Regions from separate parts of the Homo sapiens genome. Here all the other regions are linked to region 3. The links are chromatin loops, found by intact Hi-C in ENCODE. Cell type or tissue: chondrocyte. All regions are shown on one strand.

What was found. Peaks named below come from ENCODE experiments on the same cell type or tissue, not always from the same donor. Only the 100,000 strongest peaks of a DNase experiment are listed, where the experiment ranks them.
Region 1: a loop joins it to region 3, with 4 times the contacts of the local background. A loop is called at or near these places in 2 of 110 quality-filtered maps.
Region 2: a loop joins it to region 3, with 3 times the contacts of the local background. A loop is called at or near these places in 4 of 110 quality-filtered maps.

The regions. Positions count from the first base shown.
Region 1 is chr7:17,966,641-17,974,640 of GRCh38, forward strand. No RefSeq gene overlaps it. Among named protein-coding and RNA genes, the nearest start is that of SNX13, 30 kb to the left of the region's middle. In chondrocyte, CTCF peaks have their summits at 4,953 (motif pointing right) and 5,152; no DNase peak of the experiment used is centred here.
Region 2 is chr7:17,702,241-17,710,240 of GRCh38, forward strand. No RefSeq gene overlaps it. Among named protein-coding and RNA genes, the nearest start is that of LINC02889, 150 kb to the left of the region's middle. RefSeq lists an enhancer at 4,765-4,814. In chondrocyte, CTCF peaks have their summits at 4,693 (motif pointing right) and 4,920; no DNase peak of the experiment used is centred here.
Region 3 is chr7:18,567,210-18,575,209 of GRCh38, forward strand. The region is part of intron 2 of HDAC9 (histone deacetylase 9); the gene reads left to right. Among named protein-coding and RNA genes, the nearest start is that of HDAC9, 75 kb to the left of the region's middle. RefSeq lists enhancers at 6,484-7,022, 7,023-7,561. In chondrocyte, CTCF peaks have their summits at 3,875 (motif pointing left) and 4,082; a DNase peak (open chromatin) is centred at 7,732.

The DNA of each region.
Region 1 (8,000 bases), 600 kb before region 3:
GACCCTGTCTCAAGAAAGAGAAAAAAGTTACCATCACTGGAAGGGGCTTCCAGGGAAAAAGTACTCAGATGACCCATTTTACCCTTTTAAATTTAAATACAGATGATCATGATAACTAACATCTAATGAGCAAAATAATATGTTCTAGAATGGTTCTATGTGTTTTTCCATGTATAATCTTTGGAAATTATCTAGGCAACTTTATCTCTAGATAGTAAAAAACCTAGATAGGTTTATTATTATCTCTGTCTTGCAGACAAGGAAATGCAGGCACAGAGAGTTTAGCAATGTGCCCAGGGCCACTCATTATATTCCACGGTACTCATGATATTCCTGAGTACTTGTGTGGCTCTGAGAAACTCTGTTTCTCTGTGTCTTTTTAAAACATCCACAATTTTCCTTTAGGGCTCACGGGAAGAACAGTACCTTTAAGGTATTTCTATACTCGTGGTAAAATTTCTGCTTATATGACCAGATTAATAAAAGCCGTTATCTTAGAAGGCAAACTGTATAGAAAAGTTCATCTGAATTCAGCTTTTCCCTGACCACTTTTATTGACATTACTCAGTTGACCCGTCTGTTTCCCAATTTAGCTTCCCTCAAGATTGTGGGAAATTTCTGATTTTTCTCAGGAACAATTGTGGATATGACTTTTTTGTGCACCACTGTTTCTGAAACTTCTGCCCACATTTAATGCCACTTCCTTATTAGGAATTATAATTATTAATGTCACTGTCTTACTATTGTCCCTAATTTGTCTCTAGAATTGAGACAAAACTAGAAAGCCTGCCATAGTTTCATTTCACTTACCAGACCAGTCCCTGGCTTTCTTCTTTGCCCATGCTGGTATATGACATTGAGCAATAATACACACTAAAATAATCCCCCATATTTTCTGTTTTTTAAATACCAATAATATGCACCTTCCTGTAGCGTATTTTTAGTGTTCTCAAATGTATTGAAGTATGGAAATCATCTGTGATCTACATACTGAACAAACAATATTAGTATTGCTTAATGTTTCCCTTCATAGACTTTTTTCTGAGGCCCCCATTCAGACTACAGCATTAAAGAAAAGCTAATGTCAATCAAAATTCAAGTGAATTATAACTAGCAGTGTGTGAGCAGTATAATCGATTAGATCAATCTGAAAAGATACAATTATGAAAGCAGAATTGTGTCTGCTTCTCTAGTGGGCATGTCTAATTATTTTTATTTGCATGGAATATTAGTCAGACATTTAATAATTAAATATAGATTCACTTATAGAACAGCAATGCAAACAATAGCTAATATTTATTGACCACTTACTATGTGCCCAGCAGCGTGCTAAGCATTCAGTTTGCATGATTATCATCTAATACCTCCCAAACTCTATAACCTATATCATATATATATATATACATATATAAATAGTCCATATGCTAGTTGATACGCTGATTGATAGATGGCAGAACATATTCCCATTATATAGACTGAACAGATGTTTCATTGATATGGTTTTATGAGGGCTATGAAAATTTATCTCGTCGCCCTACATTAACATGCAGTTTTCGCACTTATCACCTATTTCATGTAGAAAATATCTTTTGTTCTCTAAGGGTTAGATCATTTATTCCAGCGAGTTCTATCAGGAAAATTAGCCTGACATTTAGCAGTCTTTAGCAAGAGTCAAAATTTACCAGAATGAACCGTAAGGAGAGATTAGAGGAGGAAAGGATTGTACCTGGGGCTTAGGATCTTTATCAGTTCAAACAACAGCCAACAAAAAGACAGTATTAGGTTGGAAGAGGCATAATTGGGAGTACAAAAGAAGGAAAAAGAAAAAAAGAGTCACAACTTTGGATTAGAATCATAATATTGGCTAAAGGCAGATATAATTTCCATTTCACACAAAGGGAAATTAAGAGATCAATAACCACACAAAGTTACACAGGTGGTAAAGCCTGGAATCAAATTCCAGGAGCCTGGTTCCAAATCCTTTCTACCATTTTTAAAAAATTATTATTATATAAGAGTGCTGCCTGGATCCGTTGTGTTTTTTCACTGCAAAAGGTGAGATGACTTCCTAAACCCTTCTTTAATCAGCCTAAATCTATGTTTTCTCATGTCTTTTGAGGTTCATGGCTAGCATTGGGTAAAAGCAGTTAGGAAGAAAAGCTAAAGCAGTATAGCCTAGTAACGAAATCTATGGACTCTGGATTCTAAACTTTTTGAGTTTCAAATTCCAGCTTTATCACTTACTGACTTTTCTTTTGGACAAGTTACTTGAACTCCTGCATAGCTTTCCTTATCTGTAAAATGAGCACAATAAGAATGCTACTCTCATGGAGCTTTTTTAAAGGAAAAAGTAATACAAACTGCAAAGCATGCAGAAGAATCCTTTTCACACGGGGAATGCTCAAGTCATGTTGCAAGGTATTTCAACATAAATGGTAAGACACTGTTAGGACTGGGCATGGAGATGAAAATCACAAAGGCAATGAGGATAGAAATCCTCTAAAATAGACAAAAATGGCTTCATGAAAGTGACAGAAGAAACAGAGGAGATGCAGAGGTATGTGTTGGCAAGCTGACTGAGCAAATAAGGTGTAAGTGTTAAATAATGAGGAGGAAAAGAATGCAGTTTAACGTGTAGAAATTTCTAGGGAATAGGGAGGAAGCTTGCTTTGCCTACATTTTGGCTGTTTATAGAAGCAGTGGAAGGCAAGAGCTTCACAGAGGAAACTGTAAGAGATGCAAAGACATGGGAAGAGTTTAGAAGAGATGGAAGGAAGCTATAGAAACAGACAGGATTAAACACAGGTTTTCCCTCAGAGGACTGGGCCATGGGGGTTACAAAGAGATAATGGAAAGGAATGTTGAAACAGAATTTTATGGGAGGAAATGAGGATAATAAACTTGCCCTGGGAAAGTGGGTGGGGAGGATAAGAATGAGGAATTATTAGAGGAGAAAGAAGTAGGAAATTATATTTGGCAGAAAAGAGTCAACAACCTATTTTCCATGCTCTGACAGGCTTAAACATAAACCAGGTACGTAGCCAGGGTTAAGAATTCGAGTAGTTGGCCAGGTGTGGTGGCTCACTACTGTAATCTCAGCACTTTGGGAGGCTGAGGCGGGAGGATCACTTGAAGTCAGGAGTTTGAGATCAGCCTGGCCCGCATGGTGAAACCCCACCTCTACTGAAAATACAAAAATTAGCCAGGCATGGTGGTGGGCACCTGTAATTCTAGCTACTTAGGAGGGTGAGGCAGGAGAATCGCTTGAACCCAGCAGACAAATGTTGCAGTGACCCAAGATTGAGCCACTGCACTCCAGCCTGGGTGACAAGAGCGAAACGCTGTCTCAAAACTAACTAAATAAATAAAATAAATTAGTCAGGTGGCAGACAAAGTAGAATTTTTCAGAGGACGTATTAGCGTTGGCTCTCTTCTAAATCTTCATCTCATAGACCCATCTGCTTGACCCAGAAAAGCTCAACACTGCCATGACATACACACACAGACTTAAGGCTTGATCCATGATGTGCATGAGTAGTTAGATGTAGAAATCCTTTTTCTACTTGTGACTGGGTGAAAATTTGGGGTAGGAATGGCTGTTCTCAATTTTTGAAACTGTCTGGGTTCTTTTATAGCTACTCCATTAATTTTAGGGATTCTGACAAGAGTATGGTTTTAGAGTAACCTAGTTAAGGAGGTGAGATATTAGCTTTCTAGACCTCACACAAATTAACTGTTTTATTTTATTAATTTTTTTTAAATTTTTTTTTTTTGGAGATGGAGTTTTGCCCTTGTTGCCTAGGCTGGAGTGCAATGGTGCAATCTCGGCTCACTTCAACCTCCACCTCCCGGGTTCAAGTGATTCTCCTGCCTCAGCCTCCCGAGTAGCTGGGATTACAGGCATGCACCACCACACCTGGCTAATTTTGTATTTTTAGTAGAAACGTGGTTTCTCCATGTTGGTCAGGTTGGTCTCGAACTCCCGACCTCAGGTGATCCGCACGTCTCGGCCTCCCAAAGTGCTGGGATTACAGGCGTGAGCCACTGCGCCCAGCAATTTACTGTTTTATTTAAATTTGAGTAGCTCACACAGTGAACTGTTATGACAGTGATCCTACTGAGTGGTAAAAGCCTCTGACCCACAGTGTATATGTAAGTGAAGCAGGAAGACAAATAGGTTATGATTGAAAGAGCTGGGCTGAATATAATATAATATAATATAATATAATATAATATAATATAATATAATATAATATAATATATACTTTTTTTTTTATTTTGAGACAGAGTCTTGCTCTGTCACCCAGGCTGGAGTGCAGTGTCATGATCTTGGCTCACTGAAACTTCTGCCTCCCAGGTTCAAGCAATTCTCCTGCCTCAGCCTTCCAAATAGGCTGGGACTACAGTCACACACCACCATGCCCTGCTAATTTTTGTATTTGTAGTAGAGACGGGGTTTCACCATGTTGGCCAAGCTGGTCTCAAACTCCTGACCTCAAGTGATCTACCCGCCTTGGCCTCCCAAAGTGCTGGGATTACAGGTATAAGCCACAATGCCCAGGCTGAATATATTTTTGTTCAAGGAATTTAGAACATAAGACATTCTAAATAATTTGACCTTTTGTCTGTGAATAATTTGCATATGTTAATATATTAAATATACTTTCCCAAAGACTATTTTAAAAAATATAGCCAACAGATAATAACATATATAACATTTTTACTTCTAGTAATCTTGTACTGTACTCATTCAATAAAAACCTTTTTTTTTTTTTTTTTTTGCAGAACTTCCAAATTTATAGAGACATAGACTCTACAGATAAAGGATGAAATGGACTCTATAGTGAAGGTCTTTGGTGTACATGTTAAATATGTGAGATTTAAAAATCTTGGACTGATAGGGTCATTTTTATATTAGATATTGAACTGAATTTAAATCTCAACTCTAGGTGGCAGTTTACACCATCACTTACTTTAGTTCTTTTAACAAGCAGTAGATTCATTCACAGTTTTTCCATGAATGCATAATTTTGTGTAAAAATTAGTCCCTGGCTCTCGGTATCTGTTAAAAATAGATTTGATTTTAGGAATAAAATCATGGCTTGAGATGCAGGTTTTCCATGTATCTTGTCATTCTTGGTTTCATTAAGCCGACAGAATAAAGCAAAAGAAAATAGATAAAAATGAAGGTTTTAACCGAATTTTTTGGAGAAATATAATATTTTAAAATCATAGCAATAGTTCTACATCAAAGTTGTGCTTCTATCGTGCAGAATAGATCTTAGTATGAATAATTTTTCCATGAATACCCTGATTTTCAGAACTATCAAGGATATTTGAGATTCTGGGTTTTCTGAGATTGTTTAAGCGTATTGATTTAATTGAAGGAAAAACTGTCCTACAGAAAAGGAAAATGACTCATAGCTGTGTTTCTTTGCATCTTATTGATGAAAATAGCCAAAGCTGGAGTTTAATTGGGTTGTCAAGGACCAAAATACTCAGGCTGCCCAATTAAAAGCAATATATCGGCAGGGCGTGGTGGCTCACGCCTGTAATCGTAGCACTTTGGGAGGTCAAGACGGGCGGATCACCTGAGGTCAAGAGTTCGAGACCAGCCTGACCAACACGGAGAAACCTCATCTCTACCAAAAATACAAAATTAGCCGGGTGTGGTGGCACATGCCTGTAATCCCAGCTACTCGGGAGGCTGAGGCAGGAGAATCTCTTGAACCTGGCAGGCAGAGGTTCTGGTGAGCCGAGATCATGCCATTGCATTCCAGCATGGGCAACAAAAGCAGAACTCCATCTCAAAAAAAAAAAAAAAAAAAAAAAAAAAAAAAAAAAAAAGCATATATCAGGCCAGGCGTGGTGGCTCATGCCTGTAATCCCAGCACTTTGGGAGGCCTAGGTGGGCGGATCACTGGAGGTCAGGAGTTTGAGACCAGCCTGGCCAACATGGTGAAACCTGTCTCTACTAAAAATACAAAAAGTAGGTAGGCGCAGTGGCGGGTGTCTCAAAAACAAACAAACAAACAAACAAAAACTCCCCCACCACATACCCCAACAGTCCTGCATGAGGCATTTTGTCCTGATTCATATTTGCAAGAGCCCCAACGATAGGATACACAGAACAACTCCTGGGCACTTATCACATAAAAAACTTGCTACACTTCACAGTTCTTTCATTGTTTCAGTTCTAGCAGGAGAAAAATGCATAAAGGATTTAAATTTTGTCCTAAAATTAGATTTTCTTTAAATTGGGGGTAATAACTGTGTTGTGAGCATGAAATAAGATTATGTTTGCATACAGTGACTGGCACCTGGCATTCTGCATATTAGTTATTCTTATTCTTACTATTCTTATTTTTATTAATAAGAAATGTTAACTACAATCCCAAAGAGACTGGCCAATGTGGCAAACTCATGAGCAGCTTTTATTTAGGGAGTTGCATGCCTTCGGCTCCCCTGGGCCTATCCCTGTCTCCATACTCGCCTATGTGTAAAAGGAACATAGGAAAAAGCCATATGGCATGGGCGTAGGGGGTGAGGATATTAGTCACTGGAGTGTGAAAATTAACAATTTCCAAAATGTGTCTAATTGTTTATAAAAATGAATACAAAATTATATTTGGCAAAACTTGGAATCATTTCTGCATTTCTCCTTGATATATATGTGTGTGTTATGTGTATGTATATATATATGTGCATATATAATATAAATGCATATATATTTATAATATGTGTGGATGGAGAGAGAGGTATACATTTTAATGTCATCACCATCTGCACTCTCAATTTATTGAATGATATTCTTCAGGATTTATGTAGAAGTCAAAGGTACCAACCCTATTAATAGAATGTAATCTCTCATTTCACTCAAGTTCCATTTATAAATTATTCACATAAATATGTCTAAATAAAAACATCTTTGGCCAGGCGTGGTGGCTCACGCCTGTAATCCCAGCACTTTGGGAGGCCGAGACGGGTGGATCACCTGAGGTTGGGAGTTCAAGACCAGCCTGACCAACACAGAGAAACCCCATCTCTACTAAAAATACAAAAGTAGCCAGGCGTGGTGGCACCTGCCTGTAATCCCAGCTACTTGGGAAGCTGAGGCAGGAGAACTGCTTGAACCCGGGAGGCGGAGGTTGCGGTCAGCCGAGATCGCGCCATTGCCCTCCAGCCTGGGCAACAAGAGCGAAACTCCGTCTAAAAAGAAAAAAAAATTCTCTATCTTACAACAGAATTGATCCCCTATGGCATAGTTCCCTAACAGGCGTGCCACATAGGAATAAGTAATAGCTATATTAACGTGTTCATCCTTGAAGGCCTCAGGGCTCCTAGGTGGGGCCGTAGCAGTTGTGCATGGGGCCAGTTGCCCTCAACAGTTAAAAGCCTCATCTATTTAACCCAATGTGCTATAAAAATATTCTTCTATGCATAGCCTCATGTGAAAAAAGTTGGAGAGAACTATTCTAGCATTGCCAGGTATTCTCATTATCAAGGTCTGAATATGTTCCCCCATTGCCTGTCGAGCAAAGGCCAAACTTCTTATGGTGCTATTCAAGTCCCTACAGCACCTGGTTCCAGGCTGCCCTTGCAGGTCTATTTGTCATCAATATCCTTCCACAACCCACATAGGGATGCCGTGTTTCCACCTCATTTCCAAATGCCCAAATCCTACATGGTTCAAATGCAACTGTCTCTACACAGTCCTGATTCCTCCAACCGGAATGAATCCCCTCCTTTTCTAGAGCATTTGTCACTCTGTATGGCTATTCTCATGTTCTACAATAATTTAAATCTTGGTGTTAACTAGGATTAAGCTCAGCTACATGTAACTGAAAATTATCCAAAATAATAATAGCTTAAACACATATATTCTTTTCTCTTTCACATATTGAAGTCCTGAAGGAGGCAGCTGAAAGCTGTTTCACTGCTTCATGGTGTCATCAACTTAGGTTCTTCTGTCCTGTTGCCCTGCCGTCCTTGGCACATGG
Region 2 (8,000 bases), 860 kb before region 3:
GTAGACACATACAACCTAATCAGGAAGAAATTGTAAATCTATATAAATCAATAATGAGTGAGAAGACTGGATCAGTAATTAAAAGTCTCCCATCATAGAAATGTCCAGCACTAGATGGTTTCCTGGCTGAATTCTACCAAACATTTAAAGAATTATTACCAATCCTTCTTAATGTCTTCAAAAAAAGTTGAAAAGAAGGCAATACTTCCAAACTAATTTTTTAGGCCAACTTCACCCTGATACCAAAGCCAGAAAATGTCACTGCAAGATAAGAAAACCATAGAATAATATCACTGATTAACATAGATGTGAAAAATCCTCAACAAAATACTAGCAAACCATATTCAATAGTACATTATAAGATTCATTCACCATGATCAAGTGGGATTTATCCCTAGAATGAAAGAATGGTTCAAGATAGATCAAAAAATGATATTCCTCATATTAACAGAATGAAGAACAAAATTCATAGAAAAAGCATTTGACAAAATTCAACATCCTTTCACAGTAAAAACTCTCATTGAATTAGGTATAGACGGAATGTCCTCAACACAATAAAGTTCTTATGTGACAGTCCCACAGACAACATCACACTGAATGGTGAAAAGTTGAAAGATTTTCCTCCAAGATGAGGAACAAAATAAAGATACTCACTGTCACCACTTCTGCTCAACACAGTACTGTAAGTCCCAGCCAGAGCAATTAGGAAAAAAAAAATCCATATAGAAAAGGAAGTATAATTGTTTGTTTGCTAACAACACGATCTCATATATAGAAAATCCTAACGATTTCACTAAAAAACTTAGAACTGATAAAGGAATTCAGTAAAGTTGAGTTCACAAACTCAGCTTACAAAAAAACAGTAGTGTTTCTATCAATAACACGAACTACCTGAAAAAGAAATTCTCCCATTTACAATAGCACAACAAAAGATACTTAGGAGTAAACTTAACCCAGGAGGTAAAAATCTACACTGAAAACTATAAAATATTGATGAAGGAAATTAAAGAAGACACAAATAAGTGGAAGGATATCCTATATTCACGAATTAGAAGAATCAATAGTCTAAAAATGCCTATATTACACAAAGCAATCTACAGATTGAACACAATCTCTATCAAAATTCAAATGGCATTTTTCACAAAAATAGAAAAATACAAAAATTTATATAGAACCAAAATAGACCTTGATAGATAAAGCAATCTTGAACAAGAAGAAAAAATCTAGAGGCATCGTTCTGTATTACAAAGCTGTAGTAATCAAAACAGTACGGTACCAGGATAAAAACAGACACATTCATAAATGGAACAGAATAGAGAACTAATAATAAATCCATGTATCTACAGTCACCTAGTCTTTGAGAAAGGTGCCAAGAACACACAATAGGAAAAGGACAATCTCTTCTATAAATGATGCTGGGGAAACAATATCCATATGCAAATAAAATGAAACTAGATGATTGTCTTACACCACACACATAAATCAACTGAAAAATACCTGAATATTTAAACATAAAACCTGAAACTGTAACACTCCTAAAGAAAAACACAGGAGAAAAACTCTATGACATTTGTCTTAGTTATTATTATTATTATTATTATTATTATTATTATTTGTTTTTTACACTTACTGAATTAGAAAAGCCAAAGCCATTGGAAATTATTTTTTGGATGTAATACCAAAAGCACAGGCAACAAAAACAAACTACATCAAACTAAAATGTTTCTGCACAGAAAAGGAAACAATCAACAAAAAGAAAAGGCAACCTACAGAATGGAAGAAAATATTTACAGACCATATATCTAATAAAGGGTTAATATCCAAAATATATAAGAAATAGCAATAATAACCTGATTGAAAATGGGCAAAGGACATAAATAGACATTTTTCCAAAGGAGGCATACAAATGGCCAATAGGTATATGAAAAGGTACTCAATATTTCTAATCAATAGGGAAATGCAAATCAAAACTACAATGAAATATTACCACATACCTGTTAGGACAGGTATTGTCAAAAATTCAAAAGATAAGGTCCAGCTCAGTGGTTCGCAACTGTAATCCCAGCACTTCTGGGAGGCCAAGGCAGGAGGGTCACTTGAGGCCAGAGTTCAAGACCAGCTTGATCAACATAGTAAGACCCCGTCTCCATGGAAAAAATATATATATATATTAGCCAGGCACGGTGGCATGTGGCATATGTCTGTAGTCTCAGCTACTCAGGAGGCTGAACCCAGGAGTTCAACGCTACAGTGAGCTATGTTTGTACCACTGCACTTTAGCCTGGGTGACAAAAAAAAAAAAATTAAAAGACAATGTTGGCAAGGATGTAGAAAAATGGAAACCCTTAGACATTATTTGTGGGAATGAGAAAATGAGAGTTGATACAACCACTATGGAAAACAGTATGGAGGGTCCTCAAAAAATTAAAATTAAAACTACCATATGATCCAGCAATCCCACTTCTGGGTGCATATCAAAGGAAATAAAATTGCTCTTTCCAAAAGATATCTGCATTCCCATGTTCATTGCAGCATTATTCACAGTAGTCAAAATATGACATCAACCTATGTGTCCATTGCTAGATGAACGGATAAAGAAAATATGGCATGTATAAACACATACACACACACACACACACACACGTACAATGGAATATTATTATTAGACTTAAATAAGAAGGAAATTCTGTCATTTGAGACAACACGGATGAACCTGGAGGATGTTATGCTAAATGAAATAAGCCGGGTACACAAGGACAAATACTGCATGATCTCATTTACAGGTGAAATGTTAAAAAGTCAAACTCATAGAAACAGAAGTAGAGTGGTGGTTGGCAGGGATGGAGGGCTGGGGAAAATCGGAAGATGTTGGTTAAAGGGTACAAACTTTCCGTTATAAGTTGAATAATTCCTGCAGAGACCTAGTGTACAGTATGGTGACTATACTTAATAATAATGTATTATATATTTGCTATTTGCTAAGAGAATAGACGTTAAGTGTTCTCACCACAAAGATAACTATGTGAGGTGATGGATATGTTAATTAGCTTGATTGTGGTAATCATTCCACAATGTGTACCTGTATCAAAACATCACATTGTATACGGTAAATATATACAATTTTATTTGTTAATTATACCTCAATAAAGCTGCCAAAAATAAAAATAAAATACAATAAATGATAAGAAATAGTATACTTTACTAAAAGTAAATGAAAGAAAACACAAGGTAGAGCATGTAATAAGAGTGAATACTTATTGAGCACTTACGGTGTGCTAATTTGTGTGTGTGTGCGTAAAATTTCACTTCATCCTCATAACAACCTATGAAGCTAAAAACAAAAAGTTAATTATGCCCAAGCTCATACAGCTGAAAAGAAGCAGAACTGGAATGACCCATCCACCTGGCTTCAAACCTCACGGTGCTATTGCCTCTCATAGGTACCCATTTCTCTCCGGCAGCCAGTTCATTGAAATAGGAAAAAGGTCACAATAAACTAAGTATCCGTTTCTGCTTAAGACCTGTCTATTTTGCAGCTAACACACTCAACTCTTTTATTTGGAGCACAATTTAAATCTATAAAATATCTTAAAGCTGGGAAATGTCACAGTTCAAAACGTGTGTTGAATGAAAGGAGAAAAAGCACTCATCCAACATTGCTTCTGCTGATTTGCAGTTTACAAGTACAGCCTGCTGCACTAAACAATGTGCTGTGGATAACTAAGCATCTTGTGTTCCAACCTGATAAGATGTAGATGAAAATGAATGAGAGGCATGTGAATAAGAAAAGTCCACAGGGCCTTGTAGTAATATATTACCTGACACATGGAACATCTAATAAACATTTGCTGAATGGAAAAAGGAGCCCGAGGAATGGGACAACAGACATGAGTTGTTAGAAGTATTGAAGTATTGATAGCATTATTTATGTATTAAGGAGAGTCCTGCTTGGACAGCAATAATTCCTATTGGCAATACTTTGTATTGATGTTATAGTTTCATTAAATGCAAACACTATTTATATAACTAATAAATCAAAACCTATAGTTTAACACGAAAAAATGATGAGTGAGAAAGCCCTTCATATTCAATGTTGCTCACAATGCCAGTCTGTCAGGAAGATAGAAACGTTATGGAAGCAGCTTCTGCCTTTAAGAAATTACATCCTGTCACATTCTGTAGCAATAACAGGCTGCACTGAGATGCAAGAGACAAGGACTCTGAACCAGGTGCTTTGCTAATTTCTGAACTTCTCTGGACCTCTGGTTTCTCATCCACAAAAATGAGGGGCAGTATCTCTGAAACAAACTGACAATCTACATCGATTTTCCTGCCTTCTTCTTTACGGTCAATTTCCTACTGTCATGAAGCATTCATTACTGAGGGAAAAAACATAGTTGAAGTTGTTTAACTACACCAGTTTGTGAAACACATTGAGATTTTAGAAACCTAAAAAATATTAAATTGCTGGGGATAGAGGAAGAGAGAGAAGATTGTGATTATTAGAATGCCGGGAATGTTCTTGTTCTTTTAGGATGAAAATTGAGTATCTCTAGAAGGTTCTGTGAACCTGTGGTAGAAACTGGTGGTTCACAAAATTTAGGTTTCGACTGGAGTGCAGTTTTTATTACAGACAGGCAGCACTTAAATTGAGGGGACTTTTTCAAGCTGGTCCTTTTGGAGTTTGCTCACAAGAGGGCAGTGCTGTTTAACAGTTGCAGCCTTCAAGTGGGCAAGGAGAAGAAGGCTGGCTGGCTACCCAATTGTTCTAGCTCCACACAGGTAAAGCTAAAGAATTTTGTTTGGTACACGACCACAGTATAGGGAAATCTTAGCAAAAGGTACTTTTTGTCTTCTCAGAAGATAGAGTAATCCTGGCTTAAAAAATAGACAAAAATTTCGTTTCAACCCTGGAAATGATGACAAATGATGTTGGTTAGTGACAAGATGAAGTTGGGTTAACAAAATCCTTTTGCTGATCGAATGCATTTTGCACTTTATAGGAACATTTGAAAACTGTGAAATTCACCAGACACACGTAATGCTTAGTACACAATACCCCTGGGACATGAAAGTATCTTCAGGGTATAGCCGAGATGTATTTTATGGAAGCAATTTTTAAAATTTAATTTATTATATAGAGATGGGGTCTTGCTATGTTGCTCAAGCTGGTCTCAAATTTCTGGCATCAAGCAATCCTCCCGCCTTGGCCTCTCAACATGCTGGGATCACAGGCATGAGGCACTGCACCCAGCCTGGAAGCAACTTATACCTTATAACAGTCTATCTGGATAACATGAAAGTTACTAATCAAATTTAGGAGTTACAATGACTAATCTGAAAAATAAGATATTTTCCAAAATGATCTGGAAATGAATGCTTTGTGTACCTCTCTTAATTTGTACTAGCACGATTGTCTCATTGATAACACTACAAAGATGTATATGCATACTCTACCTCCTCTAAAGAGATTAAACTCAATTTTAGAAGTGTAAGTTCAAGTTTTGAGGAGTTACAAAAAAATTATCTACGAGGGGTTACTGTTCCCACTAAATTCTTCATGCCATAAAAGGCATCTTTTCTGTTAAGCCATATTTGAGAGTGACTTCCTAAGGACTATTTCAATCAAATTGAAAGTTCATTCTTGGACAAAATAAAATGTGCTCACAAGCAATGAACAATCCAAATATTAAATTAAGAAAACAACTCCATTTACAATAGCATCAAAAAATTCTTAGTATTTAACAAAGGAACTATATAGGCTTACACACTGAAAACTACAAAACACCAATGAAAGAAACTGAAGAAGACCTATTTATTATAGGAAAATATCTCAAATTTATGGATTGGAAGATACTGCTAAGATCTTCCAAATTTGTTAAGATGGTAATACTTAAATTGATTTACAGATTCAACACAGTTCCTATCAAAATCTTAGCTGGCTTTTTTTTTTGGATATTGACAACCTAATTCTAAGATTTATATGGAAATGCAAAAAACACAGAATAGCCAAAACAATCTTGATAAAGAAGAACCAAGTTGGAGATTTTGCACTTCCTGATTTTAAAATGTACTCCAAAGCTATAGTAATTAATACTATGTGGTACTGGTATAAGTGTAGACGTATAGACCAATAGAATAGAAGTGAAAGTCCAGAAATAAATTCACACATTTATGGTCAGTTGATTCTTGACAAGGATGCTAAGACAAGGAATAAGAATGTTAATGGTGCTGAGATGATATTCACAAGCAAATGAATGCATTTGGATCTTTACTTCACATCATATACAAAAATTAACTCAAAATGAATCAAAATGTAAAACCCAAATTTAAGAGGTAAAACTCCAAAACTCTTACAAGAAAATATAGGTGTAAATGTTTGTGACTTTGAATTAGGCAATTTATTTTTTAAATGACACCCAAATCACAAGCAACAAGAGGGAAAAATACATAAAGTGGACTTCATCAAAATTTAAAGGTTTTGGAAGCAAAGCTAACAAATGCTTGGGGATTTTTACAAAAGTATTAATGTGTGTATTTGTGTGTGTTCCTTATAAATGTAATTTTGTTTGGTGGCGTCTTTTTTTAGTATTTTTATATGACTACTCTGTAATAGTTACTTTAAAAAATTTAATCCACTGAAGTTTTTATTAAGTAGGCAACACCTAGAGACAAGTAGCCATGAAAAAATTAAACAGCAAAAATCCCAGTGCGGCAGCAAGCAGACAGTCTCGAATTTCAGCTCTCTTGTCAGGAGGACATTTGTTAGTGATAGACTAGAAAACAACCACAGCAGAAAGGATTTCTGGAAGATGCCCAATCAAGAGGTATCTTTTTTTTTTTTTTTTGTCTGAAGGCTGAGATTTATAAAATTTTCACCCACCAGAATTTTGAACCAGCAATTTTGCAGATGTCCTTCACTGAGTGCCCTGGCATTGGGAAAGCCCCTCTTCTTACAGTTCCCTTGTTTATAGCTTTGCAAAGTAACAGTGATCAACACAAACAGCCAGGGCAGGTGAAATCTAGCCAATAATGCCTTCCTAATGAAAACTAAAAGGTCTTGTTTGTATTTCAACATCTCTAGTTACTGCAAACCAGACCTCGAGTCTTCCCCAGTGAAAGAGGTTGTTGACCTGGTAGTGAAGGAAGCACAGAAGCAAATCAGAAGACAATGTAGAATCAAGTAAGAGTTGAAAAGAAATTAGTCTACAGCAAGACAGAATCCCTCTCTTAGTCTCTATTCCAACTGGATTTTTAAAGTATATTTTTCTTCAAGTATAAGATACATAAAGTACATAAATTATAAGGGTACAGATTGAGGAATTTTCTCAAATCAAATACTCCCCTATGACCACTATATTGATCCAGATATAGACCATATCCAGTACTCCAGAAGCCTCTGTCATGGCTCATCTCAGGCATTAGTTCTCCATAGGCAGCCACAAGTCCAGTTTCTATCTTCATCAGCCAGTTTTACCTTCCTTCAAACTTGAAATAGTCACACACGACACACTCTTTTGTGTCTGCCTAAGATTCCTTCATGTTCACTGTGGCAAGTGTAGTCATTGTATGAAAATATCACGATGAATGTCTTCATACTCCTAATGAAGAATATTTACTCATCTCAGAAGAGCCAAAGGTACTAGAGCTGACCTAGACTTTCTATTAAAATAAAAGCAGTGTTCCTCTAGAATGACAGAGCAGCCCTGATTTAGCAAGCTTTCACATCCAGGGTTGGTACATTTAAAAAGCATTTCTTTCATTTTTAGTTTCCAGAGATTTCAAATGTATTGGATCAAGTCATTCTTAATATATTTTTTCTCACTTTAATGCCTATGGAATGTGCAGTAATATACTTTCTTCAGCCCAGAAATTGGTGAATTTTACTAGTTTTATCTTAAACAACTTTTGACCTTGTTGATTTTCTCTATTATATGTCGGTTTTCACTTTCACTAATGACTGCTCTTATCTTTAATGTTTTTTCTTGATTAATTTTGTG
Region 3 (8,000 bases):
GGCCTGATGTGGCGGGTTGAATTTCTATGTTGAACTAAGGAATCGCATGGGGTTCTATGGCTATACTTCTCCCCCCTAACTGGGCAAGGCGAGGAAACCTGAATAACAACCCCTATACAAGAGCATTTACCTTAGCATAGAGACAAATTGCACTGTTTGTTGTTCTCTCATTTCTTTTGTTTAACCATGATAATACTTACCTTTTTAGCTTCAAGATTTATAAATTCCAAGCAATTCATTTAAAGCATTTTTTTAAAAGCTTGAACTTAAAATTTTGTATAATGTGTTCTCTAGCTACTGAATATTCTACTGGTCTAATCTAAGTTATATTATAAATTTTGTGGAAAATAAGCAGAAGCCATTTGATTCAGAATGCCTTTGCTAAGCTCTATGATTAGCAATGTATTTCCTATGATTTTGGGTTATATAAATTTAAATTTGCATTAATATCTGGAACAACATTTGGGTAAATATTTTTCCCATAGTTTTTAAACAATACCTAACTACCAGAACTATCTTGCATGAAGCACAAAATTTCTGTAGTGGTTTGACTACAGATCTATTACTAGGGTGATAGCCAAACTTGTAGTATTATTATTGCAGCTTTGAGGTGTATAAGATGTTTCTTTAAAACCTCAAGGTTTTAAAACATTCAGAATAAACTATATCAACCCACACATTAACAAACATTTAAATGTCAAATAAGCAGAATATCCTTTAATTTCTAACCATCCCTTTGCAAAACCCATTCCAATGTTGGTTTCTATAAAATATACTGGGGCCTTGTTAGTTTATACATACAGGATATATGTATATGTATATATATATATATATATATATATATGTAAGCTTAGAATTATGTAGCAACTGCTGCACAGATTGGAACAGTCTATGTATGTCTTTCGCTATAATTTATTAAAAGAAATTTCAATTCAATAAGTATTTGTTCTATTTGTAGCTTATTGAAGGGTATACAATCTCTGTCTCATGGAAAAAGAGATAATTTAGGAGAACACTCCTGAATCTTTTACTATGGAATATTATACAGGATCTTTCATTAGGACCATTCTAAATTAATATTTACCATATTATTAAATATGCAAGATAAAAAACACTGAAAAATAATATTGTATATGTGACAATGGCAAAGCTAACTGTAACCTGTCTAGTGCTCATTATTCTCGTCTGTGAAATGGGGATAATAGTAAAGCTGTGTATTCAAAGAGAAAGTCCATCCAAAAGTCATAGCTAGCGCTCAGCATATGTTGCTCATTTTAAAGTGCCATCATTCTTATTTATATTTTTGTTTTCCAGTTGACTGCGTATTGTGAAGAGCAAGCAACAAAGTCTAAAATTAGTATATCAATCTAGTGAAAATACTTAGAACTTGTTTTATATGGTGTTCTCCTGTCATGTTCTATTTCCTAATTATGTTTTATTTTAGATGAAATACACTATGATAATTTTTAACCTAATTCATTCAACCATTATAGCAGAGAGGTAGCTTGGAAATTTGTTTGTCACAGGGACATCCCACCATGTGAGAATAAAAATTGGGCCGGGCGCAGTGGCTCACACCTGTAATCCCAGAACTTTGGGAGGCCGAGGCGGGTGGATCACCTGAGGTTGGGAGTTCGAGACCAGCCTGACCAATATAGAGAAACCTCCTCTCTACTAAAAATACAAAATTAGCTGGGCGTGGTGGCACATACCTGTAATACCAGCTACTCAGGAGGCTGAGGCAGGAGAATCGCTTGAACCCGGGAGGCGAAAGTTGCAATGAGCCGAGATCACGCCATTGCACTCCAGCCTGGGCAACAAGAGCAAAATTCTGTCTCAAAAAAATAAATAAATAAATAAAATAAAATAAAATTTGGCTATAGATTGATTCTCAGGAGTTCGCAAACTTTCTGTTAGGGGCAGATAATAAATATTTGAGATTTTGCAGCCTGTACTATCTCTGTGGCATTCAATTCTGACTTTTTAGTGCAAAAGCAGCTATACACAGTAAGTCAATGAATGAGAGTGGCTGTGTTCCAATTAATTTTATTTGTAAACACTGAAATTTGAATTTCATATATTTTTATGTCACAAAATATTTTCCTTTAAAAAATTGTTTTCCCAACCATTAAAAATGTAACAATCATTCTTAGGTTGCAGGCCATAAAAAATTAGGCAGGCTGGATTTGACCCATGAGCCACAGTTTCCTAACTCCTGTTCTGCATAGTTACCTTCATTATAAATATTTTCAATAATTTCTTATACTTTTGATTGTACAAAGAGGTATGGCTTCAAATTACAGACTGATATCTCAGAGCTGTGCTTAAAGTATTGAGAAGCATTCTGTAATGCTGATGGTTTTCTCAATATTGGCTAATTCTATAAACAGATACTATGAGTTCTGCCAGAAATAGAAATTCTAATGACAGTCTAATTAAATAGAAGCCATGGAGAAGAATTATTACATTTTCTTATGCCAAATTATAAATGTCTTCAATTAATGCACAGATATTTATTTATTTATGTATATGTAAAAAGTGGATTTTCTGACAGCCTCAGGCTCCTCTTTGTGGTAGAACCTTCTGTTTCTCTAATTAGTTGTGCCTTAATGGCCAGTAATTGTCTTTTATAATGCACAGGGAACCTAAAAAAAAACTGAAGGAAAAAAAATAGACCATCACAGTCTATCTTTTCAAATCTTTTCTCATGCTGTCAAAAAACAGCTGCCTCTTACTTTTTGTTACTACTTTCTTCAATTAAAAAGTAATCTCAAAATTTATGAATAATACACCCAAACCTCATTAACACTGTTTACAGTTAATTATGATTTAGTATCTCTCTCTGTCTGATATAACCCAATGGGATTTAGTTAATCAAGTACCGAAGATGACTTCATTACCAGGCAGTCTTTACCTGTGAATCAGTAGATTCACAGATTGGAGAGTACAGCCATAGTGAATTTAAGAAAAACAAAAACAAAAACAAAAAAAAATGCTAATTGCCTAGACTCAATAGAATTTTGTATAGCTAAAAGAAAAGGGTGAAATATTAAATTTGGAATTCTTAAGTACAGAATTGTTCCTTAAAAAGAGTGCTGAAATACACACTTTAAGAAAGATGCTTTAGACTTACCTGAAAATACACAAGTGTGTCAAAATATGAAGAAATATATTCAATTACACATATCTCTGTGGAATATATTGACAATTATGAACAAATGTTTTTCTTCACCTTTAAAAACAAAAATATGTAATATTATTTTAACAAAAACTTTTCAGTCTCATCTGTATCAAGGCATACTCCAGAATGAAATGTGTAGAAATAAAATGAAATGCCTATTTTGTAGAAGTCAAATAGAATCAGAATGGAGTGGTTGAGATCATGGACTCTGGAGCTGGACGGTGTGTGTTCTAATTCCTGTTGTACCTGTTAGTGGGTGTGTGACCTTGGCCAAGCTCCTCTGTGGCCTCCATTTTCCTCATTTGTAAGTAAGAATCCCAAGCACGTCTACTCCATAGGTTACTAGATATTGCAACCTCATAATGTTGTAAAGAACAAATGAATGAATATTTACTTTATAAAGCATTCAGAACGATGTTTGTTATACAGTAAGTGCTGTAATTAGTGTTGGTTCCATAATTTAAATTAGAATAAGAGAAACTCGGGAGACTGGCCAAAATTATGCTGTTACTCTTTGTGCTTACCCATGTTTGTAAAGCCAAACTTGGAATCAGTACATTTAGGGAAGTCACATTTTATTAGAATGCTTAGGACCTCAAAACTCACCTATTTTAAAACTCACATATCCAAAGTGCTTCCTGACAAAGGATACTGGATATTTCTCTTTAGGAGCAAAAGTGGTGCCACCATGTGGCAATAACATAAATATAGCTGCCAATCCATTTAGCTTGGCAAGGCTTATATGAGCACATTACATGAATTTTTAAAATGTTTTAACGTTCAATTTTTTTCTAAATTGTATGTACAAAGTATAACTTTATTATTTTTAATTCAGCATTTTAAAATTCCCATAATTTCAGTTCTCATAAAACAAGAGTGGCATTTTCTTTGAAAAAACAGTAATGTAATTTGCCTGTGATTTGAATTTGGCAAAATAAACAAATAATGCCCTTATAACACTGATTTTCAAACTGAGTTCCATGGAGCCTGCATTCCCTGGGGGAAAGGAATAGCGGAGGAAGTGAGTGGATAGAACCTTGGTTCCTCCTCTCCGTCTTTTCTAAAACATTTCCACTTTTGCTGGTTTTATATGTTGGAACTGTTCGTAAGATTTTATTTGAAGAAAATAAGAAAATATCCAGCCGTTTAAAGAAATGTTTTTCTTTTCTAAAAGCCAGTGCAGTCCTATATTAGGAGTTTCAGTGGGGCTTTAAAACTTTATTTTATTTTTTATTTTTTATTTTTTTTTTTGGTAATAAAGATTTACTCAGAACTAGAAAACAGCTAAATTCTGGAGAAGAGGTAAGATGCATTGGTTGAAACCCTATTCCTGTTATGCAGGACTGAAAAGATTAGAGCAGAGAAAAGGCAAAGACATGGTCTGAATCGCAGAAGAAAAGAAGGAAGGTATATCACACATGGCATTTCAGCTTTGTTTCTCCTACTTTTCCCGCATATTTTCATGTATGTTGTTGTCTTAAACATATTAAGCATTGAGGCTTTCAGAAAATATTCAACTGTTTTGTGCTGGCTAAAGGTAATTGTTTCCTGGTGGCAGGAGGCATGAACCAATGAAACTTTTTTTTTTTTTTCTGTCAAAATAGCACATAATGATGTACTTTTTGTAAGCAAGAATTCCTGATAGAAGAGTGGGAACACATTTTTGAAAAAGTTTATTTGCTGAGTAATATGTTTAGAAAGAATGTTGTTAGAGAAGGATATTTGCTAAGAAAAATCATTTATTCAACTAATATTTATTAAACTTACAGTATAAGCTACATAATATACTAGGTTCCGGAGTTATAAGGGAATCCCTTGCCTCAAATATTAGGGTTTCATAATGAGAGGGAAGTTTTGTTAGTCATTTGAAATAGCTATTTGAAATAGTCAAATTTGAAATTTGACTATTTTGTCATATTCATAAATATGTCATATTCACAAATATGACTATTTGTCATATTCAAATATGACAAATAGCTATTTCAAATGACTAACAAAACTTCCCTCTCATTATGAAACCCTATATTTGAGGCAGAGGATTTCCTTATAACTCCAAGTATTTGTCTGTGACCTAGAAGAATATATAAGTTGTAGAAAAAAATACGGGAAAGGGGACGGTTTGCACCATCTTCCTCGTAGTTCCTTTAGAAGTGAATTTACTTTAGATCCCAGAGGAAGAGTATTAGATCTGGCCACAGAAGTAACTCTTTTATATTATTACCTATATTTTCTATTTTAAAACATTAAAATTTTGAATCTTCTCAAGATTTCATTTTTAGGTACATTTATATCAAATTGAATTTTAATCTCAAATTACAAAATAATATGGATTACAAACTAATATATAGGTTCTTAGCTTCTATTACCTTGGAGTCCCATAAATTGGCTTGATTTTGTTTCCGTAGTGCAAGGAGCTGAATAAAGCTTTTACTCAGTTCTTAAATAGTAAAGAACTAGCAAACATTGCGATACTTTAGAACTAAGTGGCCATTACAGATTAGTTAGCAGTTCATGTTTGTGTTATGGTTTGTTATGACTGCTTAATTCAAAAGCATATTTGCAGACAGGGAGTTTGGATTAAGTAAATCAAAATAGTAAAGGCTTTGATTAAGAAGTTAGCTTGCTTTAACTTAAATGTTGATATTTCAAGGCCTACTGATATTTTAGTCATTTGCGGTTATTTTTGTTTCCTGTTCAGACCCCTGGGAAATAAGAGAATAGTAAATCAAAGCCCAGGTTGCTTTTTGCATTTTTTTCCTTTTCATTTATGCCATGTAGTAGTTGACTTTAAGAAACTAAAGACATGGATAACTTGAACAGAATCACTGTGAGGGAGAATTGTATTTCTGGATTAATCAATTTAAATAATTCTTGTTATAAAATGATTCTTTTCATGTTTGATAATTTAGTAATTCTTTTTATTCCACGATAATGTTATCGTAACTAGTGGAAAAGCAGCTAAAAATATCTGCATTACTAAAGTCCAATTTGGGCAGTATTGTTATCAAACTGAGGCTATGTTGTTTGTGTCTAGGGATCGCTAGGGCGTTGCTTCATCAGCCAGAAACCTCTGTGACAGGTGGTGCCTTCTGCCTGAGTATTGCTAGTGCCCGTTTCTTTCCACCCACTCGGCTCAACAGGCTGCACTCGGCTCGTGCTGCCAGCCCAGAACCCACACCTGCCAAGTACGAGCAAGGCGTGGAGCGGTGAGGGGTGTGTGTGTGATTGAGTGCAGGGTCTAGCCACTGCACACAGCTGGGCACACTGGCTGCTGTGGTGGGGCAGGCAGCTCCAGGCAACAACACAGGTGCCAGCTCCATGTGAGGAGGCTGAGGCTGGAGCACATGTACTGCACGCGGCTTCTGCTATGGGCATCCGTGTCTGGATGAGGGGAACATGGTGGCACCCAGAAGCTTGGAGATGCCTGGAACCACTGAACCCCAAAGAGAGTGTCACAGCCCCCTGGCTCAGGGAGCCCCTGGGCCTGGGCTCCCCAAAGGGCCACAGCTCTTCTCCCCTTCTCATCGCCCACAACATGGCAAGCGGGAGGGTGTGTTTCAGCCCTGTTCGTGTTAACAGCTCTTTTAGTCCCACCATTTGATGTGTCCCGAGTTCTTGTTTCATACCCAGGAAGAATGAGGTATGCGGACAGCTGGAGGCTGAGCAAAGCGAAGAGGAGCTTCACTGATTGGCAGAACAGTTCTCAAGAGACCCAAAGTGGGCAGCTCCTTTCTGCAAGCAGGTCATCCTGACGAGTGTCCAGCTCTCAGTGGAGAGGAGACCCACAGTGGTTAGCTCCTTTCTCCAGGCAGGTCATCCCAACACGTGTCCAGCTTTCAGTGGAGAGGAGACCCACAGTGGGTAGCTCCTTCCCCCAGTCAGTAGTCCAGACATCTGTGCAGCCCTCAGTGGAGAGGTGACCTAGAACGGGTAGCTTCTATCGGCAAGCAGGTCGTCCCATCCTCTGCCTCAGTCTGGCTGAGTCCAGGGTCGTTATGCGCTTCAGAGGAGGGGAAGTATGTGCTAATTGGTCCATGGACGGCCATGGGTGGGCCTGGATAAAGCACCATAAGTTCTCACTCTGGTCCACGGAACTGACAGCCTGGCCCCCAGGATTTTGGCTGTCCCTGGCTTGAAGGTGGGGCTTCACCAGGTACCCTCCCCTTTCTGCCCAGGAGCTTGTCTGCCTCCTGCCGCCATCAGTCATGTTGTTCACGGTTCCCAGGCTGTTGCCGAAGGGCGCCTGCAGGCCCCTGTTGAGCTGCCCTCAATCTCCCACTCATGCTCTTTGGTGCCCAAGTCCAAAGGAGGCCAAGACGACAGGGGGCTGGCGTGTCAGTGCTGCCCTGAGCATGCACATACCCAGCCGGGTTGCGACAGTGCCTGGGCTTGGCCTGAACTTTGCTTCAAAATCAGAGCGAGTGCTGGGAGCATGGAGAGGCCAGGCAGCGACAGCAGGCACTTCCAAGCCTGTGGGGAGCAGAGGACCTACCAGGTCCCCGACTGTGCGCAGGGATGCCTGGGTCCATAGCTGCAGCTGCACCCCGGAGGGTGGGGCTTCTGCCCCTCAACTCGAAAGCGGGTGAGGCTCCCGCCTGTTCCCAGCTCCTGCGGGCTCCATGGAGTGGGCAGCCCCCGCCCCCACTGCAGCTGGTGTCATGGCAGCAGCCCTTCTGGACAGGCCAGCCACTGCCATCACATGTTTTCCCATTTTCTATTTTTGGTGATAGCAAATTCAAACTTCTTAATTTACTTTTCCTGAAAAAAGTTGCCTTTCAAGACTACACATTTTAATGAAGAGCCTTCAGTAATAAGCATT